Regions from separate parts of the Homo sapiens genome. Here region 2 is linked to region 1. A link is a contact called in ENCODE Hi-C or POLR2A ChIA-PET data. All regions are on one chromosome and are shown on one strand. Each heading gives the region's core, a stretch centred on a gene start or an enhancer-like site at or near the end of the contact. The rest is flanking DNA. Distances are from core to core; before and after follow the strand shown. Region 1 holds the start of CHRM4 (cholinergic receptor muscarinic 4). Region 2 overlaps CREB3L1 (cAMP responsive element binding protein 3 like 1).

Region 1 (7,140 bases), core at 1,581-4,080:
CCTCTGAGCTTTTAATATAGATTATCTGGTTTAATCCTTACAACAGCCTGAAAAGGCAGGTATTATTAGTGTCCTCATCTTACAGATGTAAATATCCTCTTATAGATGAGGATAATGTTAATCAACTGGCCCAAAGTCACCAGGTTAGGAAGTACGGGTGGGGGCAGAAGAACCCGGGAAGCTCCTTCTTAAAGTCCAAGGTGCTACTGCTCAGAGTTGACCTCCTGCCTCTGCTCCCCTCGACCCGAAAACCACACAACTGAGGGACTGTCCAGGTGAGGCTTGGGTAGGGTCCCCTCACATTCCTGCTGGCTTCTCGACTTAGCTTTCCCAGAAGACAAGCGATGTCTTGTCTTCTCCCAGATCCTGGCGGCTGGGCTGAGCCGGGACCACTGGATGGCCGGTGATTAAGTCCTGCTCTTGGCCCGCGTGAGGGAGCTGCCAGGTGCTGACAGGGCGAGGCTCAGGGTCTCCCCGACTCCGCCCCGCCCCAGCTGTCGTCGTTTTGGACACCTCGGGGTCACCCGCAGACATTCCGACCCCCTCTGGCGCCTTCCCTGGAATCCAGATACGCCTGGCATCTGGGGAGCGAGCCGCCGCCGCCGGGGCTGTGCGCACCGCTAGATGGCAATGTCGGTCCCTGGTGCCCGCTCCGGACCTAGACCGTGCGGCCGCCGTTGGCCACCGCCCCCAACTCCAATGCGACTGCGAACCCAGAGGAGCCCTCAGGCACAGCCTCCCGGGGAAGTGACGCGGGGTCCCCTCGCCAGGCCCCGTCGGACGCCGCCCCAGAGCTGCCCTCGGCTCCGCGCGGGGTTCTCGGGTGGGAAAGTTGAGGGAGCCCGGATTCCACCCGGCACCCTGCGAGGAACGTGTGGGCGGGAGCGCGAGTGCGAGTTCTGTTTGTGTGTGCCTACGGGGGAGCGCGAGTAGACGCTAGTAGCTGTATGCATGTGCGTGTGTGTGCGCACGGCCACGCCTGGATACCAGTCCGCCCGTGAGAGCGCGTGAGCATGCCGCGCCGTGTGCACACGTGCATGTGCATGCGTGTGCGTGCCTAGGGTGCTGTGGCCGGGAGGATGCACACGGTTCGGGTGCCTCTACACCTGTGGACTTGCATGCACAAGCAAATGCAGGGCCGAGAGTGGGTGACCGGTCACATTCCAAACGCCCCTGCCGGAGACTCAGCCAGACCTTAGCTGTCCGCCTGAGCGCGTAGAGGGTCGGGCCAGGAGCCTGCATCGGGATTGCACCTGGCCTGTGGGTGAAGGGTTGTGCGGGCGAGGAGGCCAGACTACTAGGGGCTGCCTGCGACGGGCCACCTAACTTTGGGACGCCGTCTTAGCCCGGTGCCCAGAGGTGTCCAAGTCCTTAAAGATGTGGCAGAGTCCTAGCCTCTGACTGACATCTGTCGAGGGGCCTCTGCGAGAGTCGCCCAACCTGGCCTTGAGGGACACCAGGCACGCTCAGCTCTAATAACTCCCCTAAGAGGCGTTATTGCCAAAAGCCGCCCATTCTCGCGGCGAGAGGGCATCCGCAGTGCACCCACAAGGCGGAGGCCCGGACAGAGCTCGGGTCAGGCGAGTGCAAGACTCTTGTCCTCCTTCTCTCCTCACCCTGCACCCTACCCCAGAGGCACTGTCTAGCCCCTGTGACCAAAGTGGGGACCCAGTTTCTCACGCTAGGGTCGGGCGGGCCTCGAGGGCCGTGTTTTCCTAGGCCATCTGGAGGCTCCTCCATGTCTCCGCCGTGGTCGAAGGAGCCCTGGCTCTCGGGTGCCCCGCCCTCCCTCCAAGCCCCTAGCACGCAGTTCCTGCAGCCTCTGGGCGTGGGCACTGTGTTTCCCGAGTCCTCGACACCCCTCTTCCCCGGGCGAGACCGGAGGGGGTGCTCCGCACGCCCGTGGGGTGGTTTGGGGTGTAGGTCTTCGGTTCTTGGGCATTCACTCCATGGCTCTGGGAAGGCTGTGGCCCCTGGATCTGTCCCTGGGGCGGGAGAGGAGACTCCAGAGTCCAAGGGAGGGAGAGGCGAAGATTTGGCACCGACATTGTGCCCAACACTTCCGTTGCGGGGCCGGAGGAGGGGGCCTGGAGCTGGAGGACCCCGGCTTGGAGGCTGGGCAGCAAAGGGGGGTAGTACCGGAGCGGGGGAGGGGTGTCGGGGAGGGCAGGGGTGTTTTCCGTCGGGGCTCAAGGTCGTAGATGGAGGACTCCAGGGGCCGGAGTGGGCTGGCAGCGCGGGGGCAAAGGGGTGGAGGGAGAGGGAGGGCGGGGAGACGGCGGGAAAAGGGCTCTTTGGGGCTTCAGCGCCCGGCGCCCTGCTGAGCCGCCAGTGGGAGGGCTGGAGTACAGGGTCCCACCCCCGACGGCTGCCCCTGGCTCCGTGGGGTCTGTGGGCGGGCAATCCCCCGCCCCCGACATCCTGGATGCCCACCCCTTCCCACGGGCGCACCCGGGCGCACCTGGAGAAGCCTCCGAGAGCCCCCGGCCTTGCTTCCAGCGGGGTCCCCCAGCCCCGGCCCACTGCCGCTCCCGGCCCGCGCTCGCCCCGGAGGGGGTCTGGCGCCCTGTCCCAGTCGAACCCACCTCTGGGGAGCCTCAGAGCGTCCCGGGGACCTGCTTCCTGCTCTTCCCGGCGAGCCCCCCGCCCCCGCGCCGCCGCGGAGCCACTTACCCGCCGCCTCTGCCCAGCTCCCCTCGCGCCAGACAGACGGCGGGACGGACGCGCGGCCCCGCGGGCCGGCGGGGCGGGCGGCCGGGCCGAGGGCCGGGGGCGGGGACGGGGTGTCGAGGGGCGGCCCCTGCTCCGCCCGCAGCTCCCGGCGCTGTGGCTCCGACTCGCGCTCACGCTCGCACTTTTCCCCGAGCCGCGTGATGTCACGAGGAAGCAGCCAATCGTGGCGGGGCCGCGCCGCCCGCCCCGGGCCGGTCACCCGGCGGCGACGCGCGGGGGTCAACACCCGAGGCGTCGGAGACCCCGGCGGTCCGCGCCCCTCTCGGGGGCTGGCCGGCAGCTCCCTGCTTGGGCACAGAGGGCGCCGCCCACGGCCAGCGACGCAGGGGAGCAGGGGGCGCTGCCCTCCGGGGGGTGGGGGTGTCCGCGTTGTCATGGGGACGCGGCGCCCCCTCGCGGGCTGGGGAAGGAGCTGGCAGCTGGGTCCGGCCGCGCTCCCGCCTCCGCCCTGACCATACTCCCGGGACCCTGAGCTATTTTCGCGCCTCTCCGGGACCTCAGCGCCCTGCGTGGCCCCGCTGGCGGTTTGGCCGCGAGGCGCGGGAGTCTGACCCCAGCGGGAGGCTGCGGGTGGGTGGGGCGGGCTGCGCCGCCAGGGATCCGTCGGGGTCGAGGGCCGGGAGCTCCAGCCGCGCCGCTGCGTGCCGGCCGGGCCGCCCGCGAGGAGGGGCGCCGTCGGGGCCTGGGGAAGCGCAGGAGCGGGTGGACTGGAGAGGTTCGGCCGGGGAGAGAAGAGCCCACCGCGGACCACTCGCCCGCACCCGCTCGGCTGCCTGCTCAGCGTTCCGGGCCGGGGAAGGGGCGCGCCCCTGCTCTCCCAGCCCTGGGATGGGACGCGCCGCCAGTCCAGGCGCAGCCTGGACCGCCAGTTCACCGCCGCCTGTGAGGGACAGTCGGTTGCCCAAGGTCGCCGGGGCCGGAGCCCGGGACAAGATCCCGGAGAGCGGGCAGCCAATCTCAGAGGTCGCTGGGAACCGCACGGGCCGTAGCCTCAGGACTCCGGGCCTCGCCCAGGCTGGGCGGACCTTGGGGCGGCTTCAGCACCTCGGAGAGCTCCCCGCGCCCTGGCCCAGCAGCCTCGCCTGCCTGATTCCGCTCCAGCGCTTGTCTCCCTCCGAGAGCGCCCTTCCGGGGGACCGCCGGGGTCGGACGCTCCCCACTGCGCCCAGGACCGAGGCCTGTAACCCCAAATTCTGATCGCAAACATTTGATTAAGCTTAAGACGTCTGATTTCTTCTCTCGGGGAAACAACTCAAGACCCTCCCCCGAGGGCCGGAGGTGGTGAGGGCGATTGCGGGGGCGGCGGTGGAGGAGAGGCAGGAGCCTCTTGGCAGAGAATGGGAGGGAACTCGAGTAGAAGCCAGCGCTGCGGGGCTCTTGGTGTGGGGTTCTCCGCGCGGAACCCGGAAGTGGAGTTCGGGTCCCCAGAGCTCGCGAGCGCGACGGCTGGGGTTGGTCGGAATTGGGAACTTCAGGGCTGGGGTTGGTTGGCTAGAGTAGGAAGCCATCTTCTGTTGTTACATGAATGATCGGGTCTCCCAAGACCTCATAACTGGGGGTGAAAGAAGCACTACTCTTCTTGCCCCACTTCACAAATAAGGAAAGTTGGTTCATAAGACCCTAAGACGGCACTCCTGCACTTCTTCCACTTTGCCATATCCTTCCCAGGGCACAGAAGAGTGTGATACTCCTAAGAGGAGGTGGGGGTTGTGGAGGAGGAAGGCAGATAGATCCTTAAAACAGTCAGATGAGAAAACAAGCAAGGCCAAGGGCGGGAGGCTGCATACACAAGACACGCCTCCAGCTACTGACCCCAGCTCTTCCAGAAGCTGGCAGGCAAAGTCACTTTAATTTCTCCACAATCCCTGTTATGAAGGGCTTTTGACCTCTCTCAATCTCCCAACCCCAAGAACCCACGGTGGAACCCTGGAGAGCTGAATTGGGAACAAGGGGACTTGGTGGTTTCTCTGCTCTGCTTTTGATGCCACTAGGTCAGCAGACAAGTAACAGAATTTCTCTGAACCTATTTCCTCATCTCCAAAAGGGACTGCCCCTATCTTTGCCCTGGTGACCCCACAACCTTGTGACGTGTAAGGGGCCTGCAAAGGTTTTACTACCAGAGAGGCTCTGTCATTGGGCAAGGGCTTTCTAAGGAAAGGGGCTGGTGTGGGGACAGAGAGGTGTTGACAAGGGCCTCCAATGGGGGGTGGGGAGGTTGGGGAGGGTGGCTGGCACCATCCAGAGACAGCAGAGACAAGGCCTGGCAGGTCCAAATTTGGACCACCTTGGCCGGATGGTGGCTCACGCCCACAAACCCAGCATTTTGGGAGGCCGAGACAGGCAGATCACTTGAGGTCAGGAGTTTGAGACCAGCCTGGTTAACATGGTGACACCCCATCCCTACTAAAAATACAAACAAAATTAGCTGGGTGTGGTGGCACACACCTGTAATCCCAGTTACTCAGGAGGCTGAGGCAGGAGAATTGCTTAAACCTGGGAGGTGGAGGTTGCAGTGAGCTGAGATTGTGCCATTGCACTCCAGCCTGGGTGACAGAGACTCCATCTCAAAAACAAAACAAAACAAAACAACAAAAAACAAACAAAAAAACCCAAAAAACAAATTTGGACCACTTCATCCCTAGGGACCTCCCCATACCCTTTTCCCCAAAGCAACAGAACAAGTCAGGGTTCCATTGTTTCTCCTACACCTTGTCTTCCTTCTGTAGAAATGACTGGCTGAAGTGTGCACTCTGGAATCATACACTACTTGGTTCAAACTCTGGCTCTGCCAGTTAATTGTGTGCTCTGGGGGTAACAGCAGTAATGACCTCAGAGAGTTTTTGTGAGGATTGACAGAGAGAACGCACATTGACTCCTGGCCTGTGGTTTACATTAAACAAATTAGCAGGACCCACTATCAGACCAAGGAATTCTTCCTCCAACGGGTGGTGGGGAGAGGATGTGGGGCAGTGGGCTCCCTTCTCCTTCCATCCTTCAATGCTTAGCTCAAATCCACTTTTTTTTTTTTTTAAAGAGATAGCATCAGCCGGGCACGGTGGCTCATGCCTGTAAACCCAGCACTTTGGGAGGCCAAGGCAGGCAGATCACCTGAGGTCGGGAGATCGAAACCAGCCTGACCAACACGGAGAAACCCCATCTCTACTAAAAATACAAAATTAGCCAGGCGTGGTGGCTCATGCCTGTAATCCCAGCTACTAGGGAGGCTGAGGCAGGAGAATCGCTTGAACCTGGGAGATGGAGGTTGCGGTGAACCGAGATGGCACCATTGCACTCCAGTCTGGGCAACAAGAACGAAACTCCGTCTCAAAAAAAAAAAAAAAAAAAAAGAGAGAGAGAGATACGGTCTCACTTTGTTGCCCAGGCTGGACTTGGACTCCTGGGCTCAAGTGATCCTCCTGCCTCAGCCTCCCAAGTACTTAGGGACTACAGGTGTCTAAATCCCACCTCTGAAAGGAAGCCTGCCCTAGCCACTTGTGTGCTCTCTGGGCTTCAGTGATTCCAAAGTACAGAACTAGAAGTAACTTTGAGGTTGTGTAGTACAAGCCCTGCATCCTAACAAGGGAAAGTGAAGCCCAGAAAAGGCAAATGGCTTGCCCAAAGTCACACAGCTAAGTGATGTGTCTTTCAGTCCAGAGTCCACTAATACAGAATTTTCTAGAAAATAAGAGTCTTCCTAACTCTGGCCATGGTTTTTTATTTCTTGCTTGCCAACTTATCTTTTGGTTTTGTCTCTGTTGGAGCAGAACCTGGAATTCTGAGTGCCCCATGGCATCAGGGACAGATTTGGGCACACACACACACACTCAAAAGTACGTGCTGCTGGCAAAAAGCCCTGGAATTGCTTGGATTTTCCATTAGAGCTCTTGAAGAGTTGGGGCAAATATCCTTTTCCCACTTGAGACGGAGTCTCACTCTGTTGCCCAGGCTGGAGTGCAGTGGCGTGATCTTGACTCACCGCAACCTCTGCCTCCAGGGTTCAAGCCTCCCCAGTAGCTAGGATTACAGGTGCGAGCCACCACGCCTGGCTAATTTTTTTGTATTTTTAGCAGAGACAGGGTTTCACCATGTTGGCCAGGCTGGTCTCAAACTCCTGACCTCAAGTGATCCGCCTGTCTCGGTCTCCCAAAGTGCTGGGATTACAGGCGTGAGCCACCACGCCTGGCCAGCTGGAAGCTTTCAAGCAGCCAAAGCCCACGAATAGAGCAGGCCTTTCGGCCACTGTAGGGAAGACACAGTCAAGGGAGACCTGAGCAGCTAGCAACTGGCACCTTGCCTGCAGATAGGACCAAGCCCCTCCACCTGCCTAGCAGGCTGGACACCTGCTGTGCGTGCTTTCCCAGGACTGGAGGGGATCCAGGTTTCTGGCCAGTTACATCACTTCAGGCC
Region 2 (7,140 bases), core at 1,977-4,476, 77 kb before region 1:
GGGCACCCTGGACAAGTAAGCTTTGAGGGTGCAGTCTCAGGGATGGGATCCAGGAAGCCCTCCCGAACAATGCACTAAGAGCCTAACACCTGAGCTCTCAGCATGGCCCTGGCACCTGACACATGTTACTGAATTTCACCCAGATCCACTCCCTTTCCAGATGAGGAAACTGAGGCATAGAGCATTGTGTGCCTTGCCCAGGTCATATAGATAGCACATGGCAGAGCTTGAATTTGAACCCAGGGCTGCCTGGCTCCTAACTACCACATCATACTTCCTACAGAAATTACAGGGGACATCAGGGCCACTGCTCCTGACAGAGGAGGAGAAGCGGACCCTGATTGCTGAGGGCTACCCCATCCCCACAAAACTCCCCCTCACCAAAGCCGAGGAGAAGGCCTTGAAGAGAGTCCGGAGGAAAATCAAGAACAAGGTAAAGCCTGCCACCCTGGGGCTTCAGAGGGCTTCCTTGGTGGGTGGGCTCCCCTGGCATACCAGCTCTGAAATTGGGGGGCCCAGGAAGTGAATATGTGGCAGTGCTAACCCTTGTTTTCGGGCCTCCCCCTCTAGATCTCAGCCCAGGAGAGCCGTCGTAAGAAGAAGGAGTATGTGGAGTGTCTAGAAAAGAAGTAAGGGGCTTGGGAGGGGTGGGCAATCCACTCCCTTGCCTGACCTGCCCTCCCCTAGGCCCTCCCTCAGGGGGCAGCAGAGGCAGGGGGCACAGGGAGTGTGATGGTGGTGGGCTGGGCCGAGGAGCTGTTGTGAGTCTGGGGGCTGCCCCTGAGCCTGTGCCTGCTTGGCCCCTACAGGGTGGAGACATTTACATCTGAGAACAATGAACTGTGGAAGAAGGTGGAGACCCTGGAGAATGCCAACAGGTGGGTAGTGCCTCCTGCATCCAACCTGGCCCCCTGCCCCTCTGCAACCCGTGCCTGGCTCTGCATAGCTCTGGGAGACAGGGGAGAGGAGAGAGAACTAAGTTTAGGATGACAGGGACCCCAGAAACACACCCTGCAGCCTTGGGCCACTTACATCCTGCCCCTCTCTGTGTTCCCATTTTTCCTCACCTACACCTGGCAGGGCTGGGGAGTTGCTTAAGTGAGCAGATGTTTTCAAAGTGTGGTCCTCAGACCAGCAACAATCCCTGGGAATTATTAGAAATGCTTATTCTCGGGCCCCATGCCAGGTCTACTGAATCAGAAGCTCCAGGGGTAGGGCCCAGCGCCCTGTGTTTTAATAAGCCCTCCACGTAATTAGGTTGCACCCTCAAGTTTGAGAACCACTGGTGTAAATCCTTGTTACTCAAAGCCAGCTGACCCAGACAGGCAACATCAGCATCACCTAGGAGCTTGTTAGAAATGCAGGCTGGGCACGGTGGCTCACGCTTGTAATCTCAGCACTTTGGGAGGATGAGGGGGGTGGATCATTTGAGGTTAGGAGTTCGAGACCAGACTGACCAACATGGTGAAACCCCATCTCTACTAAAAATAGAAAATTAGCTGGGCGTGGTGGTGGGCGCCTGTAATCCCAGCTACTCGGGAGGCTGAGGGAGAAGAATCACTTGAATCCGAGAGGCGGCAGTTGCAGTGAGCTGACACTGTGCCACTGCACTCCAGCCTGGGCCAGACTCTGTCTCAAAAAAAAAAATGCAGAATTTCAGAACTCTCTCCAGACTTACTGAGCTAAAAACTGCACATTCACAAGGTCCTTGGGTGATTCACATGTACTATGAAGTTTGAGAAACAGGAGTATAGAGACAGCAGGACAGTGCCTGGCAGGTAGCAGCCACGTCAAGTCACAGCTCTGGGTTCTTACGCTGCTCTGCCATTTTTGTGACTCTGGAGAAATCGTTAAATATCTCTGGGCCCCTGTTTCTTCGTCTAAATGGGGATGATAGAAACATTATCTCATAGGGCCAGGCACAGTGGCTTACGCCTGTAATCCCAGCATTTTGGGAGGCGGAGGCGGGCAAATCACTTGAGGCCAAGAGTTCGAGACCAGCCTGGCCAACATGGTGAAACCCCCATCTCTACTAAAAATACAAAAATTAGCCGGATGTGGTGGTGCATGCCTGTAATCCCAGCTACTCAGGAGGTTGAGGGAAAAGAATCACTGGAACCCGGGAGGCAGAGGTTACAGTGAGCTGAGATGGTGCCACCGTACTCCAGCCTGGGTGGCAGAGTGAGACTCTGTCTCAAAAAAAAAAAAAAAGAAAGAAAAGAAACATTATCTCATAGGATGGATGTGAGGGTATTAATAAGATCCTGCGAATAAAGGATCCAGCCTGATGCTTGGCATTTAGAAATGTGCAATTCATGTTAGCTTTTATTCTTCTTTCATTATTTTTATTTATTTATTTTCTTGAGATAGGGTCTCACTCTGTTGCCCATGCTGGAGCGTAGTGGGGTGATCATAGCTCACTGCAGCCTCAAACTCCTGATTCTCCCCCCTCAACCTCCTAAGTAGCTAGGACCACAGGCGCACACCACCACCCCTGGCTAATTTTAAGTATTTTGTAGAGACGTGGTCTTGCTGTGTTGCCCAGGCTGGTCTCCAGCTCCTGGACTCAAGCATACCTCCTGCTTTGGCTCCCAAAGTGCTGGGATTATAGGTGTGATCCACTGCACCTGGCCTTCTTTCATTATTTTTACTTTTTTATTTTTATTTACTTTTTTTTTTTTTTTGAGACACAGTCTTGCTCTGTCGCCCAGGCTGGAGTGCAGTGGCACAATCTCGGCTCACTGCAACCTCCGCCTCTTGGGTTCAAGCAATTCTCATGCCTCAGCCTCCCAAATAGCTGGGATTACAGACGTGTACCACCACACCCGGCTAATTTTTGTATTTTTAGTAGAGACAGGGTTTCACTATGTTGGCCAGGCTGGTCTTGAACTCTTGACTTCATGTAATCCTCCTGCCTCAGCCTCCCACAAGTGCTGAAATTACAGGCGTGAGCCACCACACCCCACCATTATTTTCATTCCAAATTCCTGATAGTGCCCAGCCATGAGCCTGTGGTAGGTCTTTAATAATTATTTGCTGGGATTAATTACAATAACCTAGACAACAGCCTTGGTATGCAGCAGGTGCTCAACACAAGACTTTTTCCTTCTTTCCTTCCTTCTCCCCCAGCTTCTCCAGCGGGATCCAGCCACTCCTCTGTTCCCTGATTGGCCTGGAGAATCCCACCTGACCCCCCACCCCACCCCTCTGTCTCTGGCTGGGGTTCCTTTCTGGCCCAAAGTAGGTCCAAGCCCTTGTAGTTATTTCGCCACCTGCTGTACATTGTGGGAACTGCAACCCCTACGTGCCCGTTTGGGTGGAGAGAGATTAAACATTTGCCCACCAAGCCTGTGCTGAACGCATTCTGTATGCACCCAGAAGATTCCACGCTGAGTGGGACCCGGTCCTCACCCTCAGGGAGGCCACAGTTAATAAAGGAGACTGATGTGGAGATATATAAATAAACGAAGTGCCGTGATAAAAGCAAACACAGCAATAAAGCAAAAATGGCTGGGCACGGTGGCCCATGCCTGTAATCCCAACACTTTGGGAGGCCGAAGCGGGTGGATCACCTGAGGTCAGGAGTTCCAGACAAGCCTGGCAAAACCCCGTCTCTACTAAAAATACAAAAATTAGCCGGCATGGTGGCGCACGCCTGTAGTCTCAGCTAGTCAGGAGGCTAAGGCAGGAGAATCACTTGAACCTCGGAGGCGGAGGTTGCAGTGAGTCGCAAACGCACCACTGCACTCCAGCCTGGGTGAAAGAGCGAGACTCTGTCTCAAAACAAAACAAAACAAAAAACCTAACAAAAACAATAGCTACCATTTACTAGACACTCACTACATACCAGGCACTGTGCCAAACAGCTCCTTCTTATCAGCTCAGGGTGCTGGGGGTGCCAGGGAGGGAAGGTCAGTGAAACTGTGGCAGGTGTCGGTTAAGCAAAAGAAGGCTGGCATCTGTGCAGCTGGGGGCAGGCCTTCCCTCCTCCAACCCCCTTGGCCAGGAGCATCACAGGGCAGGCCTGAGCTTCCACAAGGTGACCCAGCCAGTCACCATGAGGCAGGCCCCAGGCGCCAGGCCACTCTGCAGAGGAGCCACGCAGGAGGTGACCTTTCCTATCTTGACTGAAACGGGCACCTGGCGTGGAGGCCAAGTCTGGAGCCAGCCCCCTAGGAGAGCTCCAGGAGGCAGAGATGCCTGCGGGGTCAAAGCCTGCCAGCTGACTGCTGTGCCCTCCTCAGGACCCTGCTCCAGCAGCTGCAGAAACTCCAGACTCTGGTCACCAACAAGATCTCCAGACCTTACAAGATGGCCGCCACCCAGACTGGGACCTGCCTCATGGTAGGTGTGGCTCCCTCCACCACAGACCCACAGGAGGAGAGTTCTTCCCAAGGCTGGCTTTTTCCAGGGTTGGGCAGAGCTTTAAGGATCGGTAACATCGTGGGCAGCGTCCCAGGGTACACCATCCTGGCGCCTGGTGGGCTGGTTCTAGCAGACTCCAGACTCCTTCTCCAAGCCCATGGTGCCTTCTGCCTCACACCGGTCCCCGACTGGTTAACACAGTGTAGATGTGTAGGTGACTCCAGTGGCCCCAGCTAGGGGACAGCTGGGCAGGTTCCTTGAGGAGGCGGCTTCCACAGGCCTTGTGCAGGGAAGGGCTTGGGGAGACTCAGGGAAGAACGGACATGGTTCTTTCTGGAACAGATGGCAGTGAAAAGGCTGAGGAAACCCCTGGAAACCCGGAAGGCTCCCAGGGCGTGTTTCAGACCTCTTCCAGTCCCTCTTCTATCTTCTTCTGGAAATGGCCAGTCTCTTGCCGCCTGGCTCAGCATGCCCCGGCCCTCCGAGACCCTCGAGCTGTCAGGCAGCAGAACCAGGCTATGGGCAGGGGTAGTGTGGGCTCCGTGGCTCTCAGCACCTCCCGCTAGCCAGGCTCCTCAGAATCCTGCTGAGAACGTGATGTGGCGGTGTGTCCCCCTCCCTCGTCCCAGCCCCAAGCCCCACCTGCACCTATTCCTTCCTTTCCTGATTCCTCTACCCCGTAAGGGGACTCCACATTGGCCACTTCCCTCTTACTTCTAGCACTGCCTGTGGCGACCCCCCTACAATGGGCTGGGATGGCCTGGGCTGTCCCTGCCTTCCCCAGAGAGGATAGGAGACCCCACATGTAGGAGGGAGTGGTCGACTGGAGCAGCTGCTTCCTTGGGAAAACGCTAAGACTTTTGTGCCTGTTGGTTTGGGAGAGGAGGAGTGGGGTGGTCAGGGCCGTGGCCCCTCCTTACCCCAGATCTGATGCCACTCTCTCTTTGCTACCAGGTGGCAGCCTTGTGCTTTGTTCTGGTGCTGGGCTCCCTCGTGCCCTGCCTTCCCGAGTTCTCCTCCGGCTCCCAGACTGTGAAGGAAGACCCCCTGGCCGCAGACGGCGTCTACACGGCCAGCCAGAGTGAGTGCCCGCCTGTCATGCCAGCTCCCTGGGCTGAGGCTGCCCTGCCCCAGCCCCAGTGTCCAGGCAGAAGCCAGACATAAGAGAGAAGCCAAGTGTGGGGTCAGCATTATCTCATTTTGCCTCATTTTCCAGATGGGGAAACCGAGGCCCAAAGAGAGTCTATGCTTTGCTCAGTGTTTGTGGTAGAATTGGGACTAAAATACAGAGCTCCCGATGCCCAGCCTAGCTCCCAGAGAGCTCAGGAGTGGCTTGCAGGAGGTGGGTTTAGGGGATAACAGGAATGTTCCAGCCCTGGGCCCCATGCATTATGGTGCCAGTGCTTATGGGGCATCTGCTAGGCACCATCAGTATCTCATGATAGGGACAGCAAGTGAGTTTCAGCTCAAAAGCCATTTCCAATAAGGTGGTGGTAGCTGCCTGAAACACTGAGTTAAGAAGGACCCTGGGCCGGGCGCGGTGGCTCATGCCTGTAATCCCAGCACTTTGGGAGGCCGAGGCGGTGGATCACCTGAGGTCAGGAGTTCGACGCCAGCCTGGCCAGCATGGTGAAACCTCGTCTCTACTAAAAATACAAAACTTATCTGGGCATGGTGGCATGTGCCTGTAGTCCCGGCTACTTGAGAGGGGTGAGACAGGAGAATCACTTGAAACTGGGAGGCAGAAGTTGCAGTGAACCAAGATCACGCCACTGCAGTCCAGCCTGGGTGACAGAGTGAGACTCCATCTCAAAAAAAAAAGAAGGATCCTGAGGCACCATTCAGAATTGACAGGAAGGAGTGTCATGATCCACTGATAATGTCTACCATGGACAGAAGAAGGGTAGCGGTGGTGTGGGTTCAGATATCTACTGTTTCCAAGGGGGATAGTAAACGTACAGTGGTTAGGAGCATGGGGATGTCAAGTCCATCGTAACTGGCACTGCCACCTGCTGTGTGACCAGGGGCATGTGTCTTAAGCTTTCATTTCTTCATCTAGAAAATGGGAGTGGCAATTTTGCACTTACTGAGCCATGGCTGTGAGACAGTGCATGAAATAGCACAGTGTCTGTGCTTATGAAATGAGCACACTCAGTCTCTTAGAGCTCACGGAGGAGAGAATAGCTACATCACAGTAGCTGGCAAAGGGAGAACCAGGGTAGGGCCCAGCAAAGAAGAGTGTGGATTTCAGACGCAGAGAATCCTTCAGGTGGACCCACAGAGGAACTTCCTGGCTGTCCCTCATCACTTACCAGTCAGTCACTTACCAAGAACCACGTGTCTGGCAGGACAGGAGGAGGAAGAGGAAACAGATGGGAGGTCAGAGGAGGGAAGATTAAGGAGTGAGTTTCAAGAAGGAGGGATATAGCAGGGAGGATGAGCTAGACGTTGAGGGCCTTGAGGGGAGGAAGCTGGTGTGGGGAGGGTTAGGGAAAGAGGAAGTAGAGACAGGGAGAGTGAAAGCTCCTCCCCGGACACGTGCAGGCTGAGGAGGAGAGAACGGGGTGGTCACTAAAGGCGGGTGGGCAGCAGCAATGCAAGGTCTGGAGAGCCATGTGTCTGCTTTTCCAAGGCCACAGAAGCCACTGGAGAAAAAGGAGTGGAAAGAGAGCTGGGGTTGATGGATAAAGCCACAGTGAGAGGAGGCAATGAATGAGCCCCTTGGAGGGAAGGCAGTGGGTTTTAGGCCCAGGACCTGGGCTGGGTGGAGAGGAA

Evidence for each region. A loop is a pair of places that touch in the nucleus more often than their neighbours do. ChIA-PET counts read pairs that join two places held with the same protein, here RNA polymerase II (POLR2A). Pooled maps may share reads with other maps.
Region 2: a loop to region 1 is called in a pooled map, with 2.3 times the contacts of the local background. The contact joins the enhancer-like site here to the promoter of CHRM4 in region 1. A Hi-C loop is called at or near these places in 2 of 50 pooled maps. POLR2A ChIA-PET finds 5 or more read pairs at or near these places in 2 of 52 experiments (K562 and OCI-LY7).

What each region holds. Positions count from the first base shown.
Region 1 is chr11:46,388,946-46,396,085 of GRCh38, forward strand. It overlaps CHRM4 (cholinergic receptor muscarinic 4), which reads right to left and starts at 2,831. Exons shown (of 2, transcript NM_000741.5): 1 at 2,586-2,831. RefSeq lists silencers at 593-652, 683-892, 2,872-2,961, 3,142-3,191 and enhancers at 1,118-1,723, 1,724-2,327, 3,845-4,619.
Region 2 is chr11:46,312,042-46,319,181 of GRCh38, forward strand. It overlaps CREB3L1 (cAMP responsive element binding protein 3 like 1), which reads left to right. Exons shown (of 12, transcript NM_052854.4): 6 at 284-433; 7 at 571-629; 8 at 810-878; 9 at 4,245-4,344; 10 at 5,320-5,446. Among named protein-coding and RNA genes, the nearest start is that of DGKZ, 32 kb to the right of the region's middle. Within about 2 kb of position 3,227, at least 5 of the 41 ENCODE cell types and tissues checked have a DNase peak (open chromatin) inside an H3K27ac peak, as active enhancers do.